Regions from separate parts of the Mus musculus genome. Here all the other regions are linked to region 2. Evidence: chromatin loops called from intact Hi-C (ENCODE). Cell type or tissue: left cerebral cortex. All regions are shown on one strand. Each heading gives the region's core, and the rest is flanking DNA. Links, peaks and the distances in the headings are about the cores only. Region 1 holds the start of Sri (sorcin). Region 2 holds the start of Adam22 (a disintegrin and metallopeptidase domain 22). Region 3 overlaps Adam22 (a disintegrin and metallopeptidase domain 22).

What was found. Peaks named below come from ENCODE experiments on the same cell type or tissue, not always from the same donor. Only the 100,000 strongest peaks of a DNase experiment are listed, where the experiment ranks them.
Region 1: a loop joins it to region 2, with 13 times the contacts of the local background. A loop is called at or near these places in 3 of 42 quality-filtered maps.
Region 3: it touches region 2 in a loop (3.0-fold over the local background); 2 of 42 quality-filtered maps call a loop at or near these places.

What each region holds. Positions count from the first base shown.
Region 1 is chr5:8,051,264-8,061,847 of GRCm38, reverse strand. Sri (sorcin) reads right to left here and starts at 5,306. Exons shown (of 8, transcript NM_001080974.2): 1 at 5,209-5,306; 2 at 4,227-4,310; 3 at 2,426-2,495. The coding sequence starts at 5,259. It also overlaps the pseudogene Gm15730. In left cerebral cortex, for the core only: a CTCF peak has its summit at 5,240; DNase peaks (open chromatin) are centred at 5,256 and 5,515; H3K4me3 peaks cover 2,106 bases; H3K27ac peaks cover 1,789 bases.
Region 2 is chr5:8,362,669-8,373,252 of GRCm38, reverse strand. It overlaps Adam22 (a disintegrin and metallopeptidase domain 22), which reads left to right and starts at 5,093. Exons shown (of 31, transcript NM_001310440.1): 1 at 5,093-5,377; 2 at 5,892-6,052. The coding sequence starts at 5,299. In left cerebral cortex, for the core only: a CTCF peak has its summit at 5,021; DNase peaks (open chromatin) are centred at 5,068, 5,736, 5,933 and 6,542; H3K4me3 peaks cover 2,659 bases; H3K27ac peaks cover 1,290 bases.
Region 3 is chr5:8,306,471-8,317,054 of GRCm38, reverse strand. The region is part of intron 3 of Adam22 (a disintegrin and metallopeptidase domain 22); the gene reads left to right. It also overlaps the pseudogene Gm18037. Among named protein-coding and RNA genes, the nearest start is that of Adam22, 56 kb to the left of the region's middle. In left cerebral cortex, for the core only: no CTCF peak of the experiment used is centred there; DNase peaks (open chromatin) are centred at 4,549, 4,886, 6,068, 6,593 and 2 more places; H3K27ac peaks cover 4,073 bases.

The DNA of each region.
Region 1 (10,584 bases), core at 3,253-8,252, 310 kb after region 2:
ACTTCGTAGAAATACTTCTTAGAATGTATCACTATGCTTCGCAGACTTCTAGCATCCAACAGTGCTATAGCCAGGAATATTTTAACAACTGACAGCTATGGGCCCCCACTATACTGTAGTCAGTATCCTTGATCTTCCCACCAGTGGAAAGGGCAATGGTCCTCGTTCATGACTTTCTTTTAGTCTTTGGTTATGCAAGTTCACGTGACTTCTTCCACAGCGGACCATGTCATTCAAGGTGATTTGAGTTCCTGAACCGAAGTACTTCACATTTGGCTCAGAATAAACTATTTCTTTATCACCTTTAAAGTAGACTCTGTTTTATACTCTTAATGTGGTCTTTACCTGCTGGCTGGGGTGGCAATCCCATACAATCCAATACAGAATGCTGTAGGGTGTTCTGCTTTCGGGGTAAAGGCCAGAACCCCTACATGAACTCTCCCATTTCACCAACAACCAGGCAGGATCTCCACAGGGAATTTGTCACTTCCATAACTAAACCACATTCCATCTGGGTCTTTCATATATACCATTCTATATGCCTGAATTCTGTACCTACACTCTCCCCACTGGCATCATTGTGGCTGGGCTTTGTTTCTTCTTCAGCCTCGGTACCAACTCTGCAAGCTCACTCCTATCTAGCGTGACCATGCTGGTTACCATCCCAGCCTCAGTACTTAACCCGGGGACCTTCAGCAGGTGGAACTCTTTCTGCACACCCAGTGTGACTGGCCATCAAAATATGGACTGGTTGGTTGAAGGGATGAATTCTCATCCCTGGATAAGAGCTGTAGTTTAGTGTAGAAGTAACCCTCATTTGTAAAGGCTAAGGGGAAATGTAGATTATTACTTTTAATAAGACTATTTTGGGGGGCTGGTGAGATGGCTCAGTGGGTAAGAGCACCCGACTGCTCTTCCGAAGGTCTGGAGTTCAAATCCCAGCAACCACATGGTGGCTCACAACCATCCGTAACGAGATCTGACTCCCTCTTCTGGAGTGTCTGAAGACAGCTACAGTGTACTTACATATAATAAATAAATAAATAAATTTTTAAAAAAGACTATTTTGGGGTTTTATTGATATTTAAAAGTTGTATATAGTTTCAAAATTATCCATGTGGTGTTTTCCCAGTACGCTGGTTCTCTACACTCTACCACAATATCTCAGCCATCTTTTCTTCCAGAGAAACAATGATTCAGGCCTAGCAAGGAAGGATGCCCCTCCCTGGTTCCGTCAAGCTTCTTGTCGAGGAACCACCAAAATCAAGGAAAGGAAAATATGAATTTCCATTTTGGAGACTGGAACTCCTCCCATTGAGTCCCCCTCTAGTGATGACTGGTTCTGATCTGTAGTATCCCACTTGCACCCTTCCACTTTCAAGTCTGTGGCCGATGATTTGGAATCTCTGTTTAAAAGATTGGCGGCTGTACAGCTTCTGTACATGGGAACAAGAGAAAGCCAGTGTTTTAAAGGTGGCCATCTAGAGAACACAGCACCTCCAACAGCTGAAAGTGCCACTGAAAATCCTAAGGTCTGAGTTCTAAGCATTTTAACTTATAGCTTACTATGACGTTGAGGTGTCCATTTGATGTTCTGCTTTTACTAACAAATGCGAAGAAGTTAGAAGGGGGCACAATTGAGCTAAGACACTATTATTTGTCCCAGACACTTCTCTTGGTCAAGATTAGATTTGAACAAAACAAAACAAAACAACTAACCAAACAAAACCAGAGTACGTGGGATAATGAGCCCCAGCCAGAATTCAGCATCTTTGCAACGTTTATTTCCCTACTTGCTTCCTGGAGCACAGTTTGGAGAAGTCAGGACGGTAGGCTATGTGACAAACAGTGGGGCTGCACATACAGCCTGCAATGAATGGAGGACGGAGCAGAAGGCTGGCATGGAGTGAAAGCAGGAAGCTTTCCTCAGCATGAACACATCTTCTCAGGTGACAGAAAGAATGACCTTGGCAGTGTCATGGCCTGCAAGTGTTTGTATTACCAGGGAGTAAGCCCAGAGCCCAGAGATCAGACAGCAAGACTGGCCACTCTCTCAGTGCCACCAGAGTTAGGATAGAACAAGCACTTGGTAGAATCAGTGGTACCTGTTAGCACTTAGCATTAACGATACCTGACCCAGTGGATTCCATTTCAGCACCCTAACTTGTCCTCTGAGTGGGAGGCCACCCAAATGGTCTCACTGGTTCCAATGGTCCTGGAATACAAGGAACCCAAATCCAAGAAGTCCACTAACCTCTCTGGTAAACTGAAATGGCTTGTTAGGAACTCTGCTCAATTAACTTTTTAAAAATAATAGCTTGGTGGATGAGAAGAGTTTGATTTCTTTAAAGGAACAATCGCAGTTCACAGCTGAAGTACAGAGAACAAGAGTATTGTTAGACAGATCCTAAGACCACGAACTTACGCTTGTATCCTCCCGCAATGCCAGACTGTGTTAGGCATCTCTGCAATTCGTCAGCATCAATTTGTCCGTCCTTTAAAAAAATACAAACAAAAACCAGGAAAGGAAATCAGGGTGGTGACTTGCACTTTCAAGCCATTAAGCAGCATTTAACAAGAGAAAATAATTATATGTAGCATTTCTTTAAAGGAATGCCTTTCAAAATTCTTCTTATTCTAATTCCAAAAATAATTCAATGGTGAGAGAATAACTGTCATGACAACAGTCTGCATTCAGTTTGAGCCAAGGAACTATCAAAATCAATCATTTTAAAATTAGTTAACAGAATTGTTTAAAAACATATCCCTCCAACCCTTTTTTTTGAAAGAGGGGGGAAGTAGGGTATATCACAGAGTTGTAGGCATCAGTAAATACAAGGCCTGGTCCAAGGAGAAAGAGGCTCTTGGACCAGTTTGACTCAGCAAACAGGGTCTTCCAAGCACAATTATATAGAAAAGATACAGGGTACCAATACCTACTTACTGGTTGACTGAGGTCAGAATAAGACACATGACATTTTTATGGATTTTAAATAAAATATATAAATCCAAGTTGGTGAGACTCATTAAGTTATAATTAGGAACAAGATCAATAATTTGCAAGAAGATGAATGTGTGGACTAGAGGCCAGCACTGCTGAAAGTCAAGCAGGTGGAGTCACTTACATGCTGAAGACACTGGCAATCTAAGAATGCTTGTCTTGAGGTGTGCTATGTCTTGTGGTTTCAAAAACACGGATCGATAACATATTAAGTAGACACTCGAGAGGAAAGTCTCCCAGTCTTCGACTCAATTTTCCATTCAAATTCTCCGAGCTCTGTTTCTTAGAGTACCACTTCTTCCAAGGTGGCCGTAGAAGTTTGCTTAGCATATTCTAGAGCATATCTGTTTGTTTGTTTGTTTGTTTGTTTGCTTGTTTTTTCAAATCATCATTTCCTTCTTTTGGGCTCTTGTTTAAAACAAGTCTAAGGTGACTAAGAAGGGAGGTCCCCTCTGGACACATCTGGATTATGTCCACAGAACACTTACAAACACACAGTGACCTTGCAACCTAGGAACATGTCCTTCCCCACAATAGCCATAGGCATCGGTCATAACTCTCGGAGGGAGGAAGTAGGTCTTAGGACTTGGGACTAGCTGACCTGCATTCCCTCCGTGGGTCATCTGGCCACATCACCTAATAAGGACATGGAGCGCTAGCTCCAGAGAGCACCTGCCCCTGGGTGGAGGCTACCTTCCGAATACTGATAGCAACTCTTGTGCTTGGAAGCCGATGCTTCTTTACAGCTCTTCTCTACTTCCTTTGTGGGTAAATGATTAATTATCGAATTCAACTGAAAGTAGCTAACTATCATAATTGGGCCATAAAATAATTAATTACTAATATTTGTCTTTAGGTTAGGCAAGCAGAGGTTTTATGTTCAGATCTTGAATTTCTTCTCTGTAAGCAGCCCTTGTTCTATCCTGACAATACAAGTGAGGAGGTATACACTTTGTAGATCTTCAAAGTATATTTATATTCCCCCTTTGGGTCAGTCTAATCCCAGTCCAATCACAAGCTTTGAACTGATCTATTATTGATACAGGCAATACTCTGTCCAAATTTGTCCAGATCTAAAATAAAGACTGTTTTAGTCTTCCTTTCCTTTTACCTTCTTTCAGGCAAAGGGACTCATTTCCAGAGCAAAGACTGTTTTTGTGCCACTGCACTAAATGCTAACACAAACAGAACATAACAATTCTTCAGTATTGAAGGAAAGGCTAACCTGTCCAGCCACAGCAGCAAAGTAACCATATAGCGGATCCTGAGTTTGTCCAGGGAACGCAGGCCCTCCGGGAGCCCCACCATACTGTGAAAAAGAAAAGAAAAAAAAAAAAGGTAAAGGCATCAGAGAGAATTGAATTTATCTTAACCATCCAAGGCTTTTGTACAATTGACGCCTGTGCGACCTTCACAGTCTCTATCTTCCCCACCACCTTGACTCAGCTCAGTGACCCACCAGGCTTGTCCACTCCTGCTCCTGACATCTAAAAGCTGGAGACTTGGTCCAAAACAAGTTTCATGAGAGTGATGGCCACTAAACGCAGACCCACTTTAAAAATCCCTATTAACCAGCTTACAGAGGTCAGTGCACCGGAAGCAACCTGGTGGCTAGGCTTAGGACTGTTTTCCTGTTGGTTTTTACAGCCTTTGCGGTGTTTTTGAAGTACTTGAAGTACTAAGTAAGGCTGGAGTTAGTACAGGGCTGACAGGTGTGGCTTGGGAAGAACAGGGATGGCCGGCCCGGTTATATCTAAAATGAGGGTCCCTCTGTCTCTGACAGTACACCTCCCACATCTGCCTAAGTGGTCTTCCTCTAGGACTTCAGCTCATTTCTCCAGACTTTCTGGTCTCCCTGTCACTTTCTTTTCAAGGGAGTGACCACAGAACCATTCTAGATCAAGATGGCTGTTGTTGCTTTGGGGACATTCCGAGAGAGCAGGAAGTCAACACCAACTTGCACTATCTCACGCCACATATCCGAGTTACAGAATGGGCTTCCTGGGTCGCAGCCCACCCACCGGTGGGCCCTGGAAAGGCCCTTGGAAGAGATGGGGAAGAAAAATGGAGCCAAGGCTGGACATCAGGGTCCAGGCGAGCTCGCAGGGAGCATCTGGGACCGCCCGCGACGCCTCCTCCCGCTCGTCCGTGGCGCCTTCCAGTCTCGGGAGACCAGAGGCTGCTGTGCCCTCGTCCGCTGCACTTACCCCGCCTGGGTAGTACCCTCCGCCCGCGCCAGGGTGCCCGGGATACGCCATGGTGCAGACTGCGCCTCCGCCCTGCCTGTCTGCTGCTCCGCCCGTCCGGCCCAGAGCCGCCCCGGAGCGCACCACGCCGCCCCGCGGGGGCCGCCGCTCGCCGCCACCCACCCCGATCGCCCCGCGGCATCCCGAGTGCCGCCCGTTCCCTGCTGCCTCTGTGCTGTGTCAGCGCCGTCTGCGACCCACACTCGGGCGATGACCCAGGACCCCAGACGAGTTTATATCAGGACCCATTCTCCCTCTCGACCTAGTGGCACATTCCGACATCCACGCACAGCTAGGGGAGGGTTTTTTCCCCCCTTCTTCCTACTGTGCTATTTTGTAGAACATTTACTATTTACACCGGGTTGTTGGGTAGAGAGGACGGGATAAGAACGCTATGCACAACTGTAGGGAAGGGGAGAACAATTCCAGTGGGCGAAGGAGACACTTTACAAAATAGGAAAAAAAAAACTTTGAAAACCTGATGAAAACTTCTGAACCATGCAAGTGGGCTTTTAGCTTTGACTGAGGGTGGCCTGTTTCTTTGCCAACCGTTTAAGCTGAGTGTAGCTCAGGTGCGATTGCTAGGCGTGGGTGTGTGGGGTGGGGTAGAAGAGGGCAGTTTCTAGGCAGGACAGCCTCACCCAGGTCATTCATAGGAAAGTGAATTGTTTAATTTTCTGGATGATTCGAATAGAAACAACCCCAGTGGTGAAGCTTCCTGGAAAGGATGTGAAACTCACGTGGGTTGTTCAGATGTTTCACGGCTTCTTTTTTGTTTTTTGGTGCAATTGCAACAAGAGGTAATTGTTTGCTGGCTCCGGACTGTTAAGGACTGAACAGTGTTGGTTGGTCGATGTTTTGTTTGTTTGCTTTTGACTGTTTGCTCTTACTCTTTCCTTTTGAGATCCAGGTTCTCAGGGTAGCCTCTCATGGCCTCAGCCCCAGATGAGAGTCACCAACGGTTGCCTGCTTTATTGTTATTATTATTATTGTTGTTGTTGTTATTATTAATTTATTTTTATTTTTAATGACGAAACAAAAATATACCTAAAAGCGAAGCTTCTGGAAAAACCATTTGTTCATCCCTGTCTTGTATCGCTCCTCAAACTTGACCTTGGCCTCCCGCCTGACCTTGCGTTTGTTTCAAAGCTGGGTCCCTGAACACATCCTTGTTGACAACAGTCTTGTTCAAGGGGATATCCACAGAGTACCTTGTGGGCATGAGGTGGTTGTAGTTATAAACTTTCACAAAGGACTTGATCTTGGATCGCTTGGCGATTTTCTTCTTGCCCATGGCAGCTGTCACTTTTTGGGGATAGCGGTCAATTCCAGCCACCAGGGCATGGCTGTAAGGGCGGTCCAAGAAGCCATGGTCAATGTTCTTCACGATGACGGCTTTGCGACCGGAGTAGCATCCGGCCAGGACCAGCAACACTTTCCCGGGTTTCATGAACTTGCCCATCTTGACAGCAGGCAGCGGTACCCAGCAGAAAGGAAAGGAGGGCACTTCCGCTCTTGGTTTTGTTTTTAACATTTTGAGAAACACTTTAATGAACAAGACTGACCATAGTGTGTGACCAAGTTCTCTTTGGATACATAAGCTCCAAAACAGAAAGTTCTAAATAGCGAGAAACAATTCCAATAGTCCTTGTGATCACGTAGCAAAGGTGTAGCCTGTTTTACGTCTGCTTCTGGAGATAAAATTACTGTTCTCAAATACCATGGTCTTTGATTAGGCATTCTGAGGTTTTGTCCTGTAGTTTGGAACTTTAATCGGCTAGGTGAACAGGGCTCAACTCACACTTGAATTTAAGCTCTTTCAGGACTCGAGTTTGAAAATATCACAAAAAATATGTGTCACCAATAAAGCATTTGTGACTAATGCAGGCTTCATTTTATGGATAAGCGACTACATTAATTGTCACATTAGGAGACATTAGACTCTGGTTACTCCTCCCTTAAGAAGTGAATTTTAATGGAGGGCTGTAAATGAAATCCTTACAGCGATTGCCAACAAATTAATGATGAAAACAAAGATAAATTACACACACACACACAGTAATTAATGAGTGTCAGACCTTCATAAACTTTGCCTATTTGTGTAGTCCTCACAAAGACCTGTGAGATAGGCGCTTTTGTTATGCAGTTTTATGCAGTTGAGAAACGAGAGCTGAGACAAGACAAAGAAAGGAGGATATGAATTCAGAGCTGGGCTATGGTGCTAGGTACTCTAGCTCCGCCCCCGGGGTGGGGGTGGAGGTGGGGATGGGGGAGAAAATGTCCAGATAGTAAATATTTTCCATCACATGCTCCCTATAGCAACTTCTTGGCTCTCATAGCCTGGTGGTGTCTAAGGATAGAACACAGGTCAACAGTGTGACTGTGATCTAGAGCAACTTCATTCACTGAACTTCATATCGTTGTTGAATGTCAGAATAACTCTATTCCTCCTATCTTTTAAAGACAGGAAGAGATGTCATTCCTAGCTCTCAGATGTTCTCCCAAAGAGGCAGGCCAGATGTGGCCCTCAGGGAGCAACTTGTGAACCACGGCCAGCTTATGACTCAGGAAGTATGGCCCTTAGCAAACAATTTTGCTGGTTTTAGGATAAAGTCTACTGTATTGGTAGATGAGTCACACCAAGGAATGGTGACTCCCCAGTGTAAGAGCCTGTGATTAAAATGGCTACGTCGGAATCTGCCCATTGGTCAGTGAGACATGTGAGAGGAACAGGGTGAGACCATGGCTTGCCTGTCTCCCACCCTGTGTACTCTCCAAGAGTGGCTTGCATATGTCGTATGACAGGCTATCCTTTCAATGTTTATGCATGCGACACAAACCCTGTTATTCACAGACTAAGATTATGGAACCTAAGCAAAGGATAAAGATTCAGTATCACCATTGCAAAGCTGAAGTGTGATCATCTTTCATGGCTTTCGTATTTATTTTCACAGAAGGCGTGGAGAGGGAATGAAATAGGCAACTTCTCACATTCTTGGCATGTGCCAAGTGTCATGCTAGACGCTTCCTTATGACACTACACTATCAGAGGAATTTGTAATTGTGTTTTAGAGATTAGGGAACTGAGTAGCAAGTAACTTTCCCAAGGTGTCCTACCAGGCTTTTACTCTCAATGTAAGTTGAAGGCCTAAGTTTTTACAATAAAAAACAGACTATAAAACACTAAGCTACACTCATGCTTTTCCCTAGGGGAGAACTTCCTGAAGCATTAGGACAATACAGAAAAAGAACCCAAGAGACAGAGAAACTTCACAAAAATCCTCATGTCTGCCTTCACAAGATCAAGTTACCTCATCCCTAAGTAGGACCTATAAAAGATGACAGCCGCCCCGACCCTCTGTCATTTTAATTTCGAATCAAATTAAAAACCTCAGTGGAATAAGATCACCTTCTTAGCCCTATATCTCCAAACTATGAGTCCAAGATACAGGCACTGCCATCCATGAGCCATCTGAAGAAACTCAGCAACAGAGCACCATGCTGTGTATTTATACAGAAGAGGGCTTTCTCATGGGAACCAGAATACTATCATTCATTCTAAAACAATGTACTAAGTTTTACACAATTTTTTTCAGGCATGTCTCCCTGACTGAAGGCTGTGGCTAAAAGAGGCTGAGGAGAGTTGTTTCAAGTTTAAACCTAGAAGAAAATCGGTTCTCTAGAGAGAACGTTCGTGATGTCTTGGCTAATCACACTGTTTTACAGATGAGAGAGAGAGAGAGAGAGAGAGAGAGAGAGAGAGAGAGAGAGAGAGCCTAAGAAAAGACCAGTGAGTGGGCCACATTCCTGAAGGCTGACCTAGCTGAATATAAACATTTTGCCCTTCCCAGGAAAAGCCCTGACAGATTTGGCTTTTTCTCTTAGGAGATGTTATGCTTTGGATCTTAAATCCCCTCCAAAGGCCATTGTTTGACCTCCAACCTGCAGTGCTACCTAAGGGCGCAGGGGCAGCATCTCAGAGGTGAGACTTGAGAGGAAGGACATTGAGTCACTGAGGACTGTGAGTATATTGGACCCTGGCTCCTCCCCTGCTTTCTCTGCTTGCCACCCTGGTCATTGAAGGGACTCTGGACAGCTCAAGTGTGCAGAGCCTGGTTCTGGCAGGCCTTGCCCTTCTCTCTCAATTCCTTGCTGAAAACTATTAAATTACATTTACCTTTACCTTGTACCTTTAGAAACCACCATTTGCCTATGGACCATGTCTGTCTCCTCTCTATCAAGAGACAATCTTGGTCCTAGAGAAAAAAGGCCCCTTCCCTCTCTCCCTTGTTCATCATCTCCCTAGTCCTCCTGTCTTTGTCTCTTATTCCCTGCCCTCTGTTTCTCTGGGGCAAATCAATCTCCTTTGTGCTGAGAACTTGGTCTTGGGGACTGAGCTGATATTTTTCCTTTCAGTCATCCGGGGATAAGATTGCTTCACAGTAACACTCTCCACAGTGATCTTCTATCTCACTATCAGGGAAAAAAAAAAAACCAAAACAATAAAAAAACAAAACAAAAAAACAAAAAAAACAAAAAACAGTGGAGCTGTGAGACTTCTAGTGGTGAGCAAAAATAGACCTTTCATTCTTGTAAGTTGTTTTTCTTGGGTATTTTGTTACAGTGATAGAAAGCTAACAAAGATGGGAGTCTATTCTTTTTTTGATATTCCTTCTGAGACCTGTGTCTAGACATGTTTTCAAAACAAAAGGTAACAGATACACCCAGTTCCTAAAGCAGGGTTAACATGTACATTATATATAACATTCAGGCACAACATTCTTATTTATACAATGGTGAAAGGGACTGTGTCTCCATGTAACTGTGGTATTTCACCATTTCCTGCCCTTGTCTAAATCACAGGTCTAGTGTATGGGGAAGAAATGAACAATGCATTTGCCAGCGTAAGGACGCAGCTTTCTTTTAGTTGTAATCTGGATGAGTCAACTTGATGGCTAAAGACTTCTGTCTGGGGCAGGCAGATAAGTCTGTGTTAGAACACTTGGATAGTGAACACAGGTCCTGGTTTTTATCCTCAGCACCAAGTACACATAACAACAACAACAAAAACAAAACAGAGAAGGAAATTAAAAAAAAAAAAAAAAGCTCATATTATGCAATCATGGAAAAACTTAGATCTCTGAGTGTGAGTAGGAATGAGTATCCAATAATAAGATGGGCAATTAAGAACAAACCCATTTTCTTCAGTTCTTGGGAAAGGATGCGAACAGTAGAGTATTTTTGAATAGAAGATGACCTTTGGCTCATTGCCACTAACAGAGCTCAGTCAGTGTTGTAATTTTGTTTATGGAATGGTAACCTCTGTCATGGATGGTT
Region 2 (10,584 bases), core at 2,722-7,721:
TTGTCGGGTATATGTCCAGTTCCCTTTGTGTTAGTGATTTTAGTGATTTCTGGTTTAATTCAACTATGTAAAAATAGAGGGGCTGGAGAGATGGGCCAGCAGTTCAGAGCACTGGCTGCTTTTGCAGAGCACCGAGGTTTGCTTTCTGTCATCCATATGGTGGCTCATGAAGGGTTGTACTTCAGTTCCAGAGGATGCAAAGCCCTCTTCCGGCTTCTGTAGGCACTAGGCATGCAAATGGTACACATATGTACATAAAGTCCAACACATGTCAAAATAAATGTAAATGAATTAAGAAAACATATGTATATGTATACAAGCAATCCTAGAAGCACCCTCATCCGGAGAAATTTGGGGAGGCTTTTCAGCCCATCCCAAAATGTGCAGTTTGAGAAACTGTATGTAGTTTTATTAACTGTATTAATGTTATGTAATTAAATAAGATTAGTACAATATAAATCTCTTGAATTAAATATATTATCTTCTTACTGTCTTGATGTACTCAAGCATTGCTGCTTGTTTTCCACTGAACAGAAAAATAAACATTCTCTGATACAAACACACTTTAGATTTCTGTATTGGAAATAACAGAGGCCATATCATTTTAGAGTTTTTGTGAAAACAAATATTTACATGTTGCTCATTTCTTATATTATGCATTCACATTTCAAGTAAGAATAAAAGTTTATAAATGTTTTTGGTCATTATTTTATTTTTAAACTTTTTTTTGAGAATTTCATACATGAGTATTGTATTAATAACATTTCTTTTTTTTTCCATTTTTTATTAGGTATTTAGCTCATTTACATTTCCAATGCTATACCAAAAGTCCCCCATAACCACCCACCCCCACTCCCCTACCCACCCACTCCCCCTTTTTGGCCCTGGCGTTCCCCTGTACTGGGGCATATAAAGTTTGCGTGTCCAATGGGCCTCTCTTTCCAGTGATGGCCGACTAGGCCATCTTTTGATACATATGCAGCTAGAGTCAAGAGCTCCGGGGTACTGGTTAGTTCATAATGTTGTTCCACCTATAGGGTTGCAGATCCCTTTAGCTCCTTGGCTACTTTATTAATAACATTTCTAAGCCACCCTCACCACACTCCAGTTCCTCAGTGTCCCTGCTCAAATTTGTGACGTATTTTACTTTACTTATTATTGTTTTACACACACACACACACACACACACACACACACACACACACACACACAACACACGCACACACACACAATCTGCTGACTCCATTTAGTCTACCCCTAGATGAAGAACTATAGACAACTATTGATTTCATAAGGGAAGAAGAATCAAACTTCTCTAGCGATGAGAACCTTTATAGATTATCTAATCCTAAGTGGTCATCTTTAAATATATATACTTATGAGTTTATAAATATACAAATTTACAACACAACATATTTGTATTTATAAATATAGTAGATACTCATAATTTAAATATATAATACATAATTTATATTATTTGTATTTATAAATATAGTAGATACTCATAATTTAAATATATAATACATAATTTATATTTATATAAACATATAAATAAAATTATGCTTATAAATGTATAAATATTTAAATATATAATATAATATAGATACATAAATGTATAAGTACATTCATATACTTATGAATTTATAGAAATTTTAACCAACACAAACTTAATTTTTCTTCTTAGAGACTTTACCATTCAAACAACATGTGAAGAGATAGGATATAATGATCTATAACTCCAGCACTCAGAGGAAAAAGGCAGGAATATCAGAAGTTCAAAGTCAGGTCTCCACATGGCTGCATGCACACATATGCACATACCTGTATACATGACAAACACATACATACCATTTAAAATTTGCATATACATTAATGAAGACATAATTTGTCATTTAGTAGTGTTTCTAAACATCTAGTAATTTGGAGTTCTAAGTCTAATGAGTGAGGTCTTTTGAACTTCTACTAAGGAGTGATTTGCATCACTCCAAAATTTATATATTGAAGCCCCACTATGATGGTATTTGAAGATGAGATCTTGAGAAGTAACTAGGTCCTAGGGTGAAACCTCCACTATCAGATTAATGTTTGCATGACGGAGAGAGAGAGAGAGAGACAGAGAGAGAGAGAGAGAGAGAGAGTGGTCAGAGCAGGAATGCTCTATTTGTATCTCCTAAGGATGGGACAAGGAGGCTGCTGTCCACGGCTCAGAAAGTAGTCCTTGCCTGGCACCAGATCTTGCAGTGCCTGCCTTGCTTTCTGACCTCTACCACTGTGATAAATGTTTCATTGTTTTTGTGTTTTGTTTTGTAGTGCTAAGAGTCAAACCCAGGCAGGAGTTACAGCTCTGTTCCTTACATGTTTGTTACTTAAGTTACTCAGTCTATGCTGTTACTGCCTTAGCAATGACAAACTATGAGAAACCTTTTAAAAAAGTATTTAAATTTTTGTTACATCAAACTGATATGTTTAGCTTTTGAAATTATTTAGCATATTCCAAATAACCTAAAATGTGAAAAAGTAAGCACTCTATTTAGAGCAATGTAATAATAAAACTTTGCATTAAATTTGTATAACGCTTTGGGTAGGATGGCCATTTTTACTATATTAATGCTATTGACCTATGATCATGGGAGATCTTTCCAACTTCTGATATCTTCTCAATTTTTTTCTTCAGTGACTTAACAATCTTATCATAGAAGTCATTCTTTCACTTGCTTAGTTAGAATTAACTGAAGATATTTTCAATTGTGAAAGATATTCCCTGGTTTCTCGCTCATCCCACTTGACATTTGTATATAAGAAGGCTACTGATTTTGGGGAATTACTTTTGTATCCGGATACTTTGCTGAAAGTGTTATCAGCAGTCAGGGTTCCCTGGTTGGAATTTTCAGTCATTTATGTATACTATCATATCACCCCTCTTGTGGGATATTCAGTAGACAAGACTGCTCAGTCACAGGTTTAAATCAATAGAAAATCTTTATTATTCAGTCGGAGACTATACTGGGTGTTCGTGATCCCAATGTAGCCCTGGGACTTTCTCAGGGTGATTTTTCAAGCACACAAAAAGGTCTCAGTTGACATACTTCAATTAATAAGAGCAGTGAGCCAGAAGCAGAACCCACAGAAGCTGAAAAGCAAGGTTAGTACATTTAGAGCCTTCCTCAGAACTATGGGTTTGATGGATTAGGTCTTTGTTTTCATTTGGGCGGGTGGTGGTGGTGTCTACCTCCTGAGTTTTACAGCCTGAAGGGTACTTCCATCATGGAGTCAGTTATGCTATGGTCTGAGGACCTACTACAGTCTGAGGTCTGTTATAATCTGCAAATAAAGATACTTTGGCTTCTTCACTTCCAGTTTTATTTCCACTAGTTGTCTATTGTTCTTGCTAAGACTTCAAGTTCTATATTGGATAGGAATGGAGAGAGTAGACAATCTTATCTTGTTCCTTTTAGTGGAATTGCTTTGAGTTTCTCTTAATTTAAGTTGATGCTGCCAATGGTTTTGCTCTAAGTTGTCTTTATTGATTAAGTATGTCCCCTGCATCCCAAATCTGTTCACAGGTTTTACGATGAAGGGGTGTTGGATTTTTCTGCAACTGATGAGATGATCACGTGTTTTTTGTCTTTCAGTTTTTTATATGTTGGATTACATTTATTGATTTACATATGTTGAGTCATTTCTGCATCTTTGTGATAAAGCCTACTTGATCTAATTCTTAATTCTCTCTCTCTCTCTCTCTCTTTCTCTCTCTCTCTTTTATTCTGGGGATCAAATGCCAATATATAGATTTCAAAATCTATAAAGCTCAAGTTCTAATTATGTTAATATGTGTGTTATTATTATTTCATCCTGGTGAGCCTCTAACATTTGAGAGGGGCAGTGTCTTATTTAGGGCTTTATTGCTGTGAACAGACACCATGACCAAGGCAACTCTTATAAGGACAATATTTGCTTGGAGTTGGCTTACAGGTTCAGAGGTTCAGTCCATTATCAAGATGGGAGCATGGCAGTGTGGAGGCAGGCATATGGCAGGAGGAGCTGAAGGAGCTGAGAGTTCTATGACTTCATCTGAAGGCTACTAGGAGAAGACTGGCTTCCAGGCAGCTAGGAGGAGGGGGTTAAAGCCTACACCCACAGCGGTACACCTATTCCAACAAGGCTACACTTTTGAATAGTGCCACTCCCTAGGTAGGGAAAGCGGCCTGACAAAGTCGTTTTCCTTATCTATTACTGGTGCAGGTTTGAAGCTGACAGATATAGGAGGAAGCAAACATATCACAGAGTATCCGGCTGACTCACTCTTCACAAGTCTTCCTAGACCTCTGGGAGACATCTGATTCTCCTGGAGTTGGGTTAACCACTCTCCCTTAGGTATCAAAATTAAAATGAAATCAAATGTCAATTCAAAAAAAGGCGTGGAGAATGGACAGAGATGTCTCAGAGGTTTAAAACACTAAGTGTTCCTCCAGAGAAAATGAGTTGGATTCCCAGAACCCACAAAACCTTCTGTAACCCCAGTCCTAGGGACCCAACATTCTCTTTGGGCCTCCAACCATAGACACTGCATACACATGGCAGGTGCACAGACACACCTGTCAGCAAAATACTTCATAGGAATAAAAGCATTGAAAACCGCCTTGGGAAAATTCTTACCAAAAAGGCTTTTCTTAATTGCACCTCACAATGTGTGACTCACGCCCAGCACACAGTAGGCCCTCAGTCCAGATCTGTGGCAAAATTGACTTGTCCTGCACTCAAGGCATGGTCTCTTGGAAACACAAGAAATAGTAGTAGCTCGTGAGCAACCCTGTGGCTCTTCGCAGAACTTGGGGGCGAATTCGGGGTGCGGCCACTGTGCAGGTGACCTCCATCACCTCTCCTCCTTTGGTGTGCAGTCTACTTCTTGGGTTTTGGGTGGCTATGGTAGCGTCGCCTTAGAGACCAGCTAGCTGTGCGGGGAGGGAACTACATTTCCCAGCTACTCTGGTGCGCGCGGCCGGGTGCGGCGCGTGGGGCAAGTGCACCACCAGGGCCCTGCGCACCCGGCTCTTTCCCCCCGCTGTGCTGGCCACCAGCCCGGGCCTCCGCCTGGGGATGAGGTGGGAGGCGCTAGAAGCCACTTAGCTACAGGCTGGCGCCCGAAGCGGCGCTCGCTCGCTGCCCCCGCCACCGAAGCGCTCGCCAGGCACAATGCAGCACTGAGGCCACGGAGGCTGCGGTAGCGGCTCGAGCTGGGAAGGGGCGGTTGGGAGGCCGAGCCCCAGGCCCGGGCAAGAGCAGCTGAGCGCCGCCACCATGCAGGCAGCGGCGGCCGCGTCCTTCTGGCTGCTCTGCGTCTTGGGGACCTGCCCCCTGGCGCGCTGCGGTCGGGCAGGTAAGTTCGCATTTGCCGGGGTTTCCAGGACTCTTTGGAGCCTGGAGGACCCTCTAAAAGCCGCACCCGCATTTCCACAGTGCGCCGTCGTTTATTTTTTATTTTTATTTTTTGAAGGTCGGCGAGGAAGGGGTGTAAGCACACATGTGTGGGGGACCCGAGGATGCATCAGCAATCTGGGGTCAAATGCTTTTTTTTTTTTTTTTTTTCTCTTTCCTCCTGCAAAAGAAGAGTCTCCTTCAGGAAAACGGGAAAGGGGTGCCCTGTTTCTGGGCCCAGAGATGCTCTCGAAAGAGCTGGTTCCAGGGCTTTCCAGCTGGTGTCTCTGCGTCCTTCCCAGTTAGGTCCAGGAGGGAGGAGGCGGGGAATAAGGTGATGAGGAGTGCAGGATGGAGGACTGTGGGTCAGGGTCATTATTTTTTGCTGTTTCTCTCTACTCCCTCCTTCCCTCCTTCCCTCCTTCCCTCCTTCCCTCCTTCCCTCCTTCCTGCCTGCCTGCCTGCCTGCCTGCAAGGAGTCGCCTCACTGAAAGGACTGGAGAGGGGGAAAGAAAACCGCTTCCTGGAGCGCCAGAGCATCATACCACTGCGCCTCATCTATCGCTTGGGCGGCGAGGATGAAACTCAGCACAACCAGCTCGACACGCGGGTGCGGGGCGACCCTGGCGGACCGCAGGTGAGTGGCGGGGTTCGGGAGATGGTCCTCCACACTGCCCAGGGACCCCGCGTTTGCTTAGGGTTGCCCTGGAAATGCGGTGTACCGGGTGAAAAGAGCACAGTCCTAATTTGATTCCTGCATGATACTCTTGGTGTAAGTGCAAAAAGGAGGAAAAAAGGAACCAAAAGAAGGGTAGGCCAATGTTTTGCAGACGTGCTAGGGGGTAGGGGTGGCATTGGATGCTCCTAGTAGCCCTGTAACCTGAGCTAGGGACAAGAGGCACAGACCCTATCTCCTTAGTCAAGTGAAAACTGCACGGGGTAGGAGGAGTCTATTTAGGCAGGATATGCATCACCATCTTTGTTGTTTTAACTCTGAGAGAAAACATTATAAACCAGGATGATTATTGTAGAAAGAAGAGAGGAGAAGAAAACTAGGCTGCTCTAAGAAACCAAACTAAAATAAACAACATCTCAAAATCCCCTGGTCACTCAGATTTGTGAACACCAGAGACATGCCCATTCAGTCCTAACCTAAGGCCCGAAAACGGGTCCTCCTTGGGTGCGATCATTTTAGTGAGCACTTATATTGCTCTGAAAGCTAATTTATTTCAGTACTTGCATTTTAATCAATACCAAACATCTATAGATACGAATGAGTACTGCTAACTCTAGCAAATATTTTTGGGACTGTAAATGTTTTTATGTTTGTATAGATCAACCTGACAAGTCGCTCATCTACAAGTGCATCTGAAGTTCATGTAGTTGATAATTGAAAACTTTACTTAAGTAAAGATAAGCTGGGCAGTTTCATACCATAAATACATTCAACACTAACTTAACTGTGATGTGATAATGTACTCAGTTATTCACGTGTTTGACATATGTAAAGAGTGAAAATTATTTAAGTCTATATTTGCACTCGAATATTTGGCTCCATTAAAATTTTGTTGACGTAGGTAGAAATTCAGGGTAACTTGTAGTATCCATGGATGTTAGATTAATGTAGTAGAGAACCTAACATGTCCAGCCCTTAATGAAAGATGTTATTATCTGAATTAATGCTTGGCAGCTTCTTGTTTCTCTTGTTAAATTTTGGCTTGTTTCCATGGAAAACCTGCAGAAGGGAACCTGTCTTATTTTTCAGTTAGTTAATAATTATTCCTGTGTGGGAGTATTCTGATGCTTGTTTGTAGCCTCTTATTAAAAACAAACAAACAAACAAAAATCTAGACACAAACACACACAAACTAAACAGAGGAATATAGTGAATCCTAGCTTCAGTGACGGGGAACTTACAGTCCATCTTGCTTTTCTCTAACTTCTACTTGCCTGCTCCTTTCTGTATTACTTTGAAGCAAGCAACTGATGCTTTATTTATTAACATTTTCAGTAACAAAACTCTGAAAGGTAAGGGTTATATTAAAAATGTAACTCTGAATTGCCACATTAAAAATAAGGTTAATTCTTTGATACTATAAAAGAACCATTCTTTCAGAAACATTTATCTCAAAAATATAATTATATGTTTGTTTTACACACACACACACACACACACACACACACACACACACACACATTCATTTTGTGCCAGAGCTAAAATAGAGGGCATACTTAGTTTATTTAAGTCTCTTTTAGTGTATGATTTCTTCTACCTATGCTTTTGTTTTTATTTTAATTTGCCTTTTAATTGGTTCTTATTTTTAATTTTCATTGTAATTTACTTATTGAGACATGACATCTTTTATTCTGTATAGAGTTTTCCATGGTCAGGAATTTGCTGATGTAGACAGTGTGTTAGAGCAAGTCCCAGAGTCTTTGTGGGAAGGGAAGGAAGGATGGAGAGGAGCAGAGATGCAGAGAGAGGGGTGTGAAGGAACAGACTCGGGACCTCTGTCTCTGCCGCCTGCTGTCCATGACCTCAAAGCCCGCCTGCCCACTTTGTGATGGTAGAAGGCCACTACTTTTGAGAAAAAGAGTGTTATTTCTCTCTCTCAATGTTTCTAGACCACCACTTCTGAGATGTTTTAACTCAGATGGGCCTCTCCATATGGGGCATAAGATACGATAGGCCCTTCACAAGTAAACTTTGCAGCTGAGGTGAATGAGACTGTTGTCTGGTAGAACTTAGGTTAAACATGTAGAGATGACTTGTCCCAGTCAGAAGTGGAAGTAATGCTATTTATAATTATGGCAAATTATCCTCGGTATCTAAAGGCACACTCAGCACATTTTGATATCTCCATCACCCAGGGAGTCAATGTACTTTACATGGATCCTTAAATTGCAGCAGGACACCACAGAGAACTGATGGAATCTCAAAGACCAGTGTTTCCTACAGTGAGGAAACTAAGGGTTTTTCTTGTCTGTTAGGCATTCCTGGTTTCCAGAGATCTATAATTTAATCTGAAAATGTGTGGATTTTATATAGCTCTTGTTACTGTTATTATTATCATTATTATTTTGGTAAAAAGAACTTTTGGCACTGTAGGTACTCATGGATATCTTTAGCATTTTTCTTTGTATTATAGAAATAATGTCTGGATGGTTCTTTTGTTACCTCATAAGGTACACATGTGTGTGTCTGTGTGCAAGCAACTCATTTATTGACTCATTAAGAGGAATTTATTTACTTTGAGCTCTCGCTAGTTAGCATTTTAAGAAAATCAAGGCCATAGGGATTTAGAAATAAAAGGCACAGTTGTAGCCTTTAAGGGGTTTACAGAGAGCTGGGAAAATGAATGAGTGCTTACACAATTGCCCTTTGCCCTTTAGTCTTGAGGTGACTACAGGGGCTGTGGAAACAGTGGAAGCCCAGCGCCCAGAGCTTAACCCACAAGGAGCCCCTGGGCTCTCCCAGGAGGTGCTGTCTGATTGGTCACATTACAGACAGGGGTGGGCATAGCTAGCAGAGAGGGGCAGCATGTTCAGAGTCAGATGGAAGCCAGGCATAGCCTCTGCTAACTGCAGATGAGGTTTGGGGGACCAGTGTGAGAAGCATGTCGTTCCTGGATGCTGCAGCAAGTTCTGATGTTCTGAGGAGTTGGGACTTGGCTCTGCAGGCTATGTAAGCCTTTTGGCAAGGAGGATTAACTGGCTAAGTTCATGATCCTATGGTATCATCCTAGTGTTACAGAAGAATAATTGTAATTCTCAAGAGTGAGCAGGCTTATTATTCACTTTTATTCACTGATCAATTCCAGTTCGTATCATTAAGCTTTGTAAGTGCCGAGCTCCCAAACATGCTGAGAACACCAGATGAGTGGCATTTACAAAGCACCTAGGTCAACGCTGGGTATGCAGTGACTCTCTAAGAGTCTTTTAAGTCATAGTCACTCCCTTGGCAGCTCCAGGACTGTTTAGGCATTTTATGACATCATTTGAATGCAAAATGATGCCCTCATTACCTGAATTTAACACATTCCCTGAAGTTACAGATTACTCATTTTTTACATAGCATGGAATGGCCTTGGAAGGAAGAGACCTTATAGGCCATTCAAATTAGCTCAGAAATTACCGCTTACCTGATAGGCTCGAGCAACTGACCAAGGGAAGGTGGTCACCACTCTAGTCTTAGATGGTTCCATTCCTCAAGCTCAAGAGACTAGTTGAGTATCAATTTCTTTTATATTATTAATATGAGCTTGTTTCAGTTTTCATCCATAGATGGCAATATGAAGCTTTTATTTTAGAAGAAATTTCATTATGGTTCTGCTTGAATGGTGATAGTTTAGTGTGAAAAGGTGATTTCACTGATACAAGTCCATATTGTGAGATTTTTTTTTCTTTTTGCTTATTGCATAGTGAGTTATTCCAGTGCTTACTAATTCTTATTGCGAATGGGATGATTACCCTGTGTAGATGCTCATTATGTCATAAAATGCTAGAGATTATAGTCAAAATACAAAATAGTTGTAGTTGATTGTGAGTAACCTTGCTGTCTTCAGGGTTGTCAAATATGAAGTAGTGCTAAGCTCAGAAGATAGCCCTTGAATATTTAAAATATTGAGGTTTTTTTTCCTTCTTTCTTGACAGTTTTTTTTTTTTTTTTGCTAAAAGAATTGCCTGTTTGTAGATTGTAAGGTAAAACATATATTTTTTATGAATTTGTATAAGGTGTCATCTACTGAGCCTTACTGATCGTTTACCATTGATAACCCTATTATTGCTATCTTAGATATGCTTATTAATGGTTGCTTTTTTTGCCAGCTAAGCAGCATATAGTTACCATGACACTAGAAGTGGGTCATCTGATAGTTTATTTTGTTACATGGTTACCTTTAAATTCTGTTATGTATTTTAAAAACACCCAGTGATTTTATACTTCTACAAACGACATAATTTCTTCTATCAGAAGTATTGTTTGCAAATACAAGATCTACTTTCTCCCATCCTGTCCTCTGCAAAGTATTACAGCTGTGTAAGGAGTCGTCAAGTGGGGACAAGGACATGGATCTATAACTCACCACTGTCTTATTACTCACCATTAGTGAGTGGGTCAGAAAGCACACTTAAGGCAAGATGGCAGCAGAGGTGTGCTCTGGCTTTTTT
Region 3 (10,584 bases), core at 1,973-6,972, 55 kb after region 2:
CCAGTTTCTAAGAGTCTATCAAATGCATCAACATTTTTAATGACAGCTGATGAAATGACTTTGAAACAGCCCTTCTAGCAATCCTTGAGATATATTTTAGTTAACTGGTGACACATGGTGATGGTATGAATACCAGAGGGTTTTCGAGAAAAAACAGATGTTAATCTATCCTTTGCTCTGCAAAAACAATCTTGGGAGTTGCTAGGATGGACAGGCCAACCTCTTCCTCCTGTTGGTTGATGTTAATTACTATTGGGCAATGTCTAGAAAGTCTCATTTTTAATATTAAAATGAGTGGTTTCTATAGATCATAAAGTATCTGAAAAACAATAACATTTACCTTTTGTGACAAGTTATTCCAGGCAAGCAAAGTCAGTTTTCATTGTATCTTCTTTTTTGTTCAGTGGTTTCAACCATGGCTGCGTATTACAATACTTGAAGTTTTCTTGTCAAAGACTTGGTGATCTAGCTCTTGGAATTTAGGCCTGTTTATGGGGCTTTGCATATTTCCTTGGTCTTAAACCTACAGGCTGGCCTGGTCATCCAGGATCTTCATACAGGCCTGTCTGCCTACAGGTTTTGGGTACACTCCAAGAAAACCAGGAGGATGCACTTGTGGCTTTCGTCGTTGTTGATGCCTTGTTTTTAGTTGCCTTCACCTTCAGGTTAGCCTGTAATGTCTGTTGTAATAGATTGTAAATTAATGGTGTTTCCTGAGTACCCTGCTGCAGGATCTGTACCTTCCTCATCCACTGTGCCTCCTTGGGTGTTCTAGCATTGATAGTACTCTGTCACTCTCATATGTCCCCATGCCCACCTTTCCAGAGAGCCAACAGGACTGTTTAGTACCTAGCCTGGGAAGATCTAGTTACAGGACTATAGGTGATTAGCCTATGGTTGATCAGCTTCTGGATCTCTGTGGGAGTTGGCATTGATGATATCCTTGGACTCCAGCCAGACCTTCTTTTTGCCACAGCGGAGAAAACTAGAGGCGATCCTTTCCTGAAGTCTATGCATCCTTATGGCCGAAGCTATAACAGTGAAAAGGAAACACTATTTGTCTTCCTGATTCGTTTTATTCTGCTTTGTTTATTGGCTTTTGTGTGTGTGTGTGTGTGTGTGAGAGAGAGAGAGAGAGAGAGAGAGAGAGAGAGAGAGAGAGAGAGAGAGAAAGAGAGGAAGAGAGAGAGACAGAGAAAGAGACAGAGAGAGACAGAGACAGAGATGCAGAGAGAGACACAGAGACAGAGAGACAGAAAGACAGAGAGAGGAAACATGGAATGGCTGGGTGGGGAGGAGGGGAGGATCTGGGAGGAGATGAGGGAGGGGAACTATGATCAGAAGATATATATATATATATATATATATATATATATATATATATATATATGAGAAAATATTTTTTATTTTCAAGAAAAAGAATACCTAACACATAGGGTATTTCTCATAGGTATGAAAGCCCAGAGATGTGCCTTCATGTAGGGACCCTCATTACTGTTTAATTATAATTACTTAACAGGAGCATTTTCCTTTAAAGGATGGCCGTGAACTTGGCTGTCATGAAGGGACTTGGAAAACTTGAGAAGTAAAAGAGAATCAGCTATTAAGATTGTTCTTGGAGTTTTTGCTTGTTTGCTTTTGAAAGGTAACATGCAACAAAGCCTTCAGGAAAGTTCTGAGACCTTAGTAGTGCTTATTAACTCCATAAAAGTCCCGAAAATGCCTAAATAACAGAAGTACTTCTGAGTCTTTTCTGTAAAATTCTGTGTAAAGTGTCTCCATGCAGGACTGTGTTTAACAAGAGACTGTGAATCTCAGGGGATATCATGGGACTCTGTCTACTACAGTAGCTTGGAGCACATTTGTCTTTCTGTCATGTGATTACCATCACCTACAGAAACATTGGTAGGCTTGACTATACCTGGTTGTCCTCTATTATGCGGTGGAGTAAGTAACATAATATGTGTACATTGCTACCATTCTAAAATTAAACAGTTTCTCAACTTCCAAACACATCTGGCCACAAGGATTGTTGAAGAGATTGTGGGCGTGTGACTGAAAGTTGCTGGTGGAAGATATTTTGAAAGCATTTATATTTTAAAATACTGTGAAATGGTACATGTGTGGAATCAGGACTTGACAGAGGATGCTAATGTGTTTGCTAGGTTCAAAATTAGAAAACTAAAAAGGACCTGGGAAACAAGTTGTTTATTTTATTTGTATTGACACATGGTCTCATTGTGTCGACCAAGTCGGTCTGGAACTCACTTTGTAGCTGAGGCTGGTATCAAACTCTTGAACCCTGTCCTTGAGTCTCTTGAGTTTTAGGATTGCATGTGTATGCTATCATGACCACTAAAATTTATTACTGTAAAGGTTGAGAGGGTGGTATTAATATTATAGATAGGGAAGGGGAAGATGAAAGATGAGATTTTGAAATACTGTATATTTGCTTTACATACTGGTGCAACACATGTCATGTAGTGTGTGTGTTTAGTTCATGTGTGTACATATAAATATAAAACCCTTAGGGAATTGCTCAAGCTGGTCAGTATATGAAAATGGTATTTGAACTTAATTTTGACTTCAGAGTCTGCTTTATTTGTTAAAGGATGGTGGTGGATCTGGGATTTAAACCAGTCTCCTGTCTCATCCTAAAAACACCCAGATCACTTTTTGTAACTATGTAATTACAATTCGTAGGTGTCTTTTGAATGTTTTAGATACTTAAAATCTTTTAATGGTATATTATAATACTTGGCTTGTTACCAGAATTAATTAGATTTAGATATCAGTCATATGGCAATAAAGATTTCCATTATTTTAGGATCATCTTAGAGTAGTGCAGTCTCATAATTTAAGTGTCAGCTGAATACTATTGGATAAATTATTTATTAAACATTATGTGCCATAGAATGCTAGTACTCAAACTGCCATTGTATTGGGGCAGTCAGCTGAGGGGCAGAGCACTTGATTCACTTGTGTGAGGCCATGGGTTTGATTCCTAGCTCCATAAAAAAGAAAGTTTGCCAATTTAACAGCCATTACATACTGGAAATATTAAAGATCTATTTTCTCAAACGTGAAGTGTTTCTGAAGGTTCAGTGTTCTTCAGTTTCCCTCATGTCTCTTTCCATCCTGTTTGTTCCTCCCGAGAATAAGCAGATGCACTGCTATTGGAGCCCTACCCACCCCGCACTGTTGTGATCTGTTTTCTCTGTGGAATGAAGTATTGACAGAAAGCAACAGGACAGAGAGATTAAAAATATGCATCAATTAGAGAGCCAATTGCAGCATGGCTTTCAGTCAGTGAGTGTTCTAGCTGCAGCGCTGACGGTTCAGCTGGAACGCATGCTTAAAGAAGAGTATCTTTTGACTCATTACTAAAATTATACCTTACTTTTTTTCATAGCATGAGGAAATTTGGAATAAATGTCTACCAGAATTCTACATCATTCTGAAATATATGTGAAGACTAGTGATTTTAATGTGTTTATTCTGTATCTATTATTTTGTTTTTATACCCACAAAGACAATATTCTATGCTTGCATTATTCATGATGGTTAAAGTTTTAAAACCTGGGGACAAATTTTGTGATTTTGGATTTCAGTTTAGTTGACAAAATCATTAATAAATAGAAGCTTTGAATTAGATGACCATGCTAATGATGATTTGAGTACTTGCCCTTTTTTTCTACAATTTAGAGAAGTTCATATTTCTTTTATCAGGATAAATACAATTTTAATTACTTGTGGTCGGTGGGGGAATAAAGCAGGGGTGAGATAGGAAAGAAGAGACCTGGGCTTCATTTTCACCATAGCAGGAAGGACAGCGGCCAATTCCTCTGTTTCCCACTCATTTGCGTTTAGCCTCCTGGTCCAGTCATTAAGGTTGCATTGTTGTGTCTTACAAATGCTTCTATCTTCTGAGAATTAGGAGAACTGCTACATTTCCTGTGACATCCTCAAGAAAAATCGAAAAGAGCTTAATACTTGGACACCTGCCTGTCTTTTGGTTCAAAGGGTAAAGACACATATAGAAAAAGAATGTAGAAGCCATTGGCCAACACTGGCCAGGAGCATGAAAAGCAGTAGAAATCCAAAAAAACTACCTTTCAGCAATGAGGAATCTCTTCTTGCTCAGAAACCTCGCATGCCACGGACTCTCAGAGAGAGGATGACCCTCCTGGTCCTATGGGTCTGTGTGCTGTACTTCAAATGGGAGGATGAGATTTTAAGGCTCAAGGCTTGACTTGATGCATGGTACTCTGTCACCTAAAGACTTTGTTTTTAAGACCAAGTTTCTAGTGTTGTAGATAGTGTGTGGGGGACTCCTCTCCACCCCCATCCTTACTGTCTGTAATACACTTTATTTATCAGTGGATCGGCCCTAAGCAGTCTAGCCCTTGGCTGAAATGTTAACAAGTGGAAATATTCAGAGATGGGCACTTTGGATGTGCCTCTTAGGAAAAAGCCAAGTGCATGACAGCATTGTGACTCAAAAGACCTAGATGTGGGCAGTAGCTCTGTGATGAGTTATGCAATGTTCTCCGTGTTGCATAATCTCTGGAAGTGAGTCTTCTTGACTTTAAAATGGCAAATGCTCTGCTTGAACTGACAGAGAACTTATGTAAAGATAATGTATGTTATCAGCTTTCCTAGGTAGTTGCAGATGATGCTTATTGATATCTGGCAACACTTTAAATCAAACTCACAAGGGAAGGGAGAAAGGACTGAGTCCTGTGAGTCATGTCCCAGGGAGTTCTGCTTGTTTTGGTTTGCAGCCTGCGATTCTGATTTCTGTCTAGCTCTCTCTCATTTCTGCTGTGTTCTGTCTTTTTTTCTAACTCGCTGTGTATGTGTGCCTTCAAGTTCAGCTGAGGGGGAAGGAATGCCTGTATTTGCTTCATTATCTCAGTGAGTCTTATTGGCTTCATCCCACTCCAGAAGAGTCACAGGCTCATCACTAAACCTGATACTGTAACCTTGCAGTACCTTGGGGCTCTTGTAGACCAGCCTGAATTTGGGTGTGGAATCTGCCTTTCCCAACCCACAGATGCTGAATTGGGCAGGGATGACTTCCTAAAGGACATTTAGGGTGTATATTACAGCATCAAAGAATGGCTAGTGAACAAGTCATTTTTATTTTATTTTTGTCTGTGAAGAAAATATGCCTATGATCTAAAAAGATAGTCAAGAAATAGCTGAGCAATGTGCACAACAAATGAAGAAAGGACTACATTTTCTTTAAAAAAAATTAACCACTTTATTTTGTATTTTGAAGATCTTTGCCATAAATTTATATTGTAGGAAAAAACTCTAGTAGCTTATTTTTCAGATTATATCAGGAAGGAAGGTAGGACGTACGGCCCAATATTGATCACATGTCTAGGATTACGGAATCCAGAGGCTCTAGGAACCAAATGTTTGGCATGTTTATAACATTTTATTGTGGTGATGTGCACTGTGAGAAGCATCATCTTGAGTGCAGTGTAGTTATTCATGCGTTTTCATCATCACAGTCATGCATCTCTAGAACGTCTTTCACTTTGTAGAACTGAACTTAGAAAAGAAAGAGAAAAATTTCTATTATGTGACTAAAACAGATTATAACAGCCAAGAGCATCAAACTCCATTCATTTAGATGACTCTGTGTGTGTGCATGAGTGCGTGTTTGTGTGTGTGTGTTTGTGTGTGTGTGTGTGTGTGTGTGTGTGTGTGAGAGAGAGAGAGAGAGAGAGAGAGAGAGACAGAGACAGAGACAGAGACAGAGACACTTGGGTTTGAACCTGGGACCTTGAGTATGCTCATCAGCTCCTTTATGTTGGATCTTTATCCTAGGCTGGGCCTGAGTTACTGTAATACAAGCAGACCGTGGACTATGGTACTCTTCCTTTAGCCTCCCAAGTAGCTGGAATTACAGGCCTGTTCCCCCGGGGCTGGCTAGATGACTATTTTATGAGATCATTTTTCACTTGTTTCTTGATCTTAGCCCAACACATTATTCATTCCATAGGAGGTTGGGCTGGAAAAAAAGTAACAGCATCAGAGAAACACCATCCTAGGTGAAATGAGGGCATGCAAACCTGGGAGGCGTAGGAGCCTTTGGTTAGAACCTGCAGCTCTTTGTCAGGAATGTGCACGTCATTGCCAACACGGTAGCTTCACACATTGTGAAATTATTCCGTTTCTGTGACCAAGGGCTCAGAAGGAAAAGCCGAGCAGAGAAAAACCATGAAAAACCCAATAACGTTTTTGTAACATTTTATTTGGAAAGGGCAGACAGCTACAGCAAGCATGTTGTGACTGCCCCCGAGGGGAACAGGGAGTCTTAGGAGATTTAGAATAAACAACTTTAAGAGATTTTAATAGGCAGAAAGCTAAACAGCTCTAACCCAGGGAAGAAGGGAACAGTTTACAATTGCTCCCTGGGTTGCAGAAACATTTTATTCATTATTATTTAAACCTTATGATAATTCTATTTACTGAAGGAGAAAGTGAAGCAGAGAGTTTAGGGCTTTAGGAGTGCTTAGGAACACAAGTGGGGCAATAACTGGGAATCAGGTGGACTGGTACGCTGCTTCTGCCGCAACTCAAACCTTCTGTGGAAATGCGTTTGGCTTTCTTCCTTTAAGCTTGACGGACACTACTAATCACTTTTTCAGGGCCTGGACCAGTGCGTAGAGCGCTTGCTGCGTTTGCAGAGGACCCATATTCAGTCCTCAGCACCCACATAATGGGATGTAATTCCATTGACCTCTGAGCAATACATGCATGTGTTATATTTTCATACACGCAGGCAAAACACTCATGCACACAGAATAAAAGTAAATAAAAATAACCCCACACTTTTTGAATTTTTCAAAAAAGGCAGAGTTAATGTGAGAATTAAATACGATGTTGAGAACATTTGACTTTCAAATTTGAAAATGGAGTCAGAATATAGTCTCCCCTTGGAGATAGCTGCTCTTTAAGAATACTGTCAGTGAAAAGACAACTATTTCCAGAAACTTAAACACCAACAACTTGTCACTGTTGAAGGGCAGCTGGCATTCTTTGAGTTATTTTAAATGTTCCTAAAGCAAGTTTCTAAGATTGGTGAACTTTGGGACAAACTCTTTATTATGTATGCCTCTTGGATTTGTATGGAGAGGGCCTTGTGGAGCTGGGAAGTTGCCTTTCCGGAGCCTCTAGCTCTGGAGTTGCTAGGTCTCTATGGACGGCGTGGACTTGAGACAGGCAGATACAAGGCTTGAGAATACAGAAGATTCCCATTAGGGAAATTGAGGAAGATACAGATTTAATTTTTTTTATTATTTCTTTTACATCCCAACTGTGGTTTACCTTCCCTCCTGTCCTCCCAGTCTCCACCCCCACCCCCACCATCCACTCCTCCTCCACTTCTCTTCAGAAAAGGACAGGCCTACCATGGATGTCAACCAGCCATGGCATATCAAGTTGCCGTGAGACTAGACCTCCTCTCCTATTAAGACTGGACAAGGTAATCCAGTAGAGGGAAAGGGCCCAAAGCACAGTTAGAAACAGCCCTTACTACCACTGTTAGGCGTCTCACATGAACACTAAGCTACACAACTGTAACATATATGTGGAGGGCCTAGGCAAGTTCCCTGGTTGGAGGTTCAGTCTCTGTGAGCCCCGATGAGCCCAGGTTAGATTATGCTGTTGGTTTTTCTTGTAGTCTCCTTGACCCCTCTGGCTCTTATAAGCCTTCCTTCCCATCTTCCACAGGATTCCTTCTTTGGCTGTGGGTCTCTGAATCTGTTTCCATCAGTTTCTAGGTGAAGCCTCTCTGATGACAATTGGCCTAGACACGAATCTATGAGTTTAGGAATCATTTCATTGACTTGACTTTCCTTCCCTTCCCTTCCCTTCCCTTCCCTTCCCTTCCCTTCCCTTCCCTTCCCTTCCCTTCCCTTCCCTTCCCTTCCCTTCCCTTCCCTCCCCTCCCCTCCCCTCCCCTCCCCTCCCCTCCCCTCCCCTCCCCTCCCCTCCCCTCCCCTCCCCTCCCCTCCCCTCCCCTCCATCTTCACTCTTACCTTTTGTCAGTCCTGTTTGTTTCTATCCTACTTTTGTGTGTCTATCCTCTAGGTAGTGTCAGGGCTTGGCTCCCTTGCATGGCCTGGGTCTCACTGGACCAGTCATTGGTTGTCTACTCCTACAAAAGGAAGATCTATCTTAAGGCTGGAAAGTCTTTGAGGATCTTCTTACAGTCTAGGATGCTGTCTTCTGTTTCAGGAAGGGCTTTTGTATTGCCTTCACTGAGAGGGCCCTTCCTCTGCCATAGACTGGATGATTTTATTGTGACATTTTGTGCTGTTAGTCCATTAGTTTAGATGTGCTGAGAACTCCTGTGATTGAGAAACGTGTTTAATCTAAGATGTTGAAGTTTTTGGTTATGAATTATTATTATATTTGACTGATGCATCTGTTAGCATCTTTCAGACACAGTGAAACCAGGCCTGAGTTGTGACTATAATCAGATAATGGTGATGAACCCTGTAAAGAGCACTAAACCATAAAATAAGGGAGATCTACAAAGTTCTGTTTGTCATTTTATGACATGAGTTCTTGCTGTGTATTCCAGGCTGGCTCCACACTTGAATCCTCCTGTCTCTGCTTCCTGAATGCTGGTATTACAGGTATGCATCACCACAGCCCACCTCAAGCTCTCACTTTTTAAAAGACGTCTCACTTACTCTGGTACTTGAGTTGTACAAATGTATTCAGAATTCACAACAGTAAACTGAGGGACAGTGTTTAAGTAAATACAAAGAAATCACCAGTAGGATATGTGGTGAAGCTAAGACCTTACCCCAGTTTATATTTAATAGTACATGTTCAGGTTAAGAACTTGGATGCTTTTGAAAAAGTTTCCCTCCAAAATGCCTCCTTCCCCTCCTCTTCTTCCTCCTCCTCTCCCTATCTTTTCTTCTATCTATAGAAATTAGCATTTCCCAGAGCTCTGTCACTTCAGTTTGACTTTCATATAATCAAGCACTGAATGTGGAAATACTAATATTACCTCCCAGTAATGATGGCCATTAAATGTATGTACCATAGAGACGGGAGTGTTTGAGCTACCATGAGGGAGGTTCTGTACTTAGTTCTGTGGTAAGGGAGGAGAATCAGCACTTTTAGGAAAGAGTCAAAGCTGGAGAGACTATACTGTTTTGAAGCCATGTTTATGGCCCCATTGATGAGGATACAGTTCAAGGCTTTGAGATTGTGACTGACAGGTTCCTCTTATATGACAACCTGATATAGTGGGAAGGTTGTTACTGCCCTAATAAGGAAACAAGGTTAGAGAAGACTGAATTAGTAAGGGTCAGCTCTTTAACTTACTGGGTACAATTCAGTGCAAAGCTGAGATCCTGATGTTGAGCCCTGGACAGTTGAAGAGCAGCTCCGCATTGAAGGGCAGTAGGAGCCTTCTGCAGCAGGAGGTGGCCTCTGTCCAGTAGGCAGCATCTAAAGGTCACAGCTCAGTGATGTCACCATGATAATAATCTATTACATTAAAGGAGTTTCATTTTGCTTGTATGGAGGTCTACATTAGTGACTGACAGGCTGAGAGCTTGGTTCAGTGAATACTTGTAGACAGATGTGGAGTGGGTAGGTATAGGTGATGGTATTGGGCAGAGAAGGACTCTAATCTATAATATTAACTATATTTACTAGTGTTATACAAAGCCAAGTTCCTGGTTGTATCCAAGTTTTATAAAGCATGATAATTATATTTAATGCTCATTTTAAAGGAAAAATTAAATTATTAATACAAATGAGAATGAAGGAAAATAATTTTAATATATGATATATACAGATACATCACAAAACCCACATTTAAAGATGATATTAAAAATCAGTTATTCAACACACTGTAATTCTCATTTAATCCACATCTCTGGATTACATAGCTTTGGAGTTGGTTAGTTTTTCTCATGGTCTTGACAGAAGCTCAGGGCATGTGAGAAGAGAAGAAAACACAAGCACAATGCAATGCCTCCATCAGCTGGATCTGTAGGCAACTCTATGGGTATTTTCTTTTATTTTTTTATTTTTATTTTTTATTTTTTTTAATTTTTTATTAGCTATTTTCCTCATTTACATTTCCAATGCTATCGCAAAAGTCCTCATACCCACCCCCTCACTCCCCTACCTACCCACTCCCCCTTTTTGGCCCTGGCGATCCCCTGTACTGAGGCATATAAAGTTTGCAAGTCCAATGGGCCTCTCTTTCCAGTGATGGCCAACTAGGCCATCTTTTGATACATATGCAGCTAGAGACAAGAGCTCCGGGGTACTGGTTAGTTCATAATGTTGTTTCATCTATAGGGTTGCAGTTCCCTTTAGTTCCTTGGGTGCTTTCTCTAGCTCCTTCATTAGGGGCCCTGTGATCCATCCAATAGCTGACTGTGAGCATCCACTTCTGTGTTTGCCAGGCCCCGGCATAGTCTCACTAGAGACAGCTATATCTGGGTCCTTTCAGCAAAATCTTGCTAGTGTATGCAATGGTGTCACCGTTTGGAAGCTGATTATGGGATGGATCCCTGGATATGGAAGTCT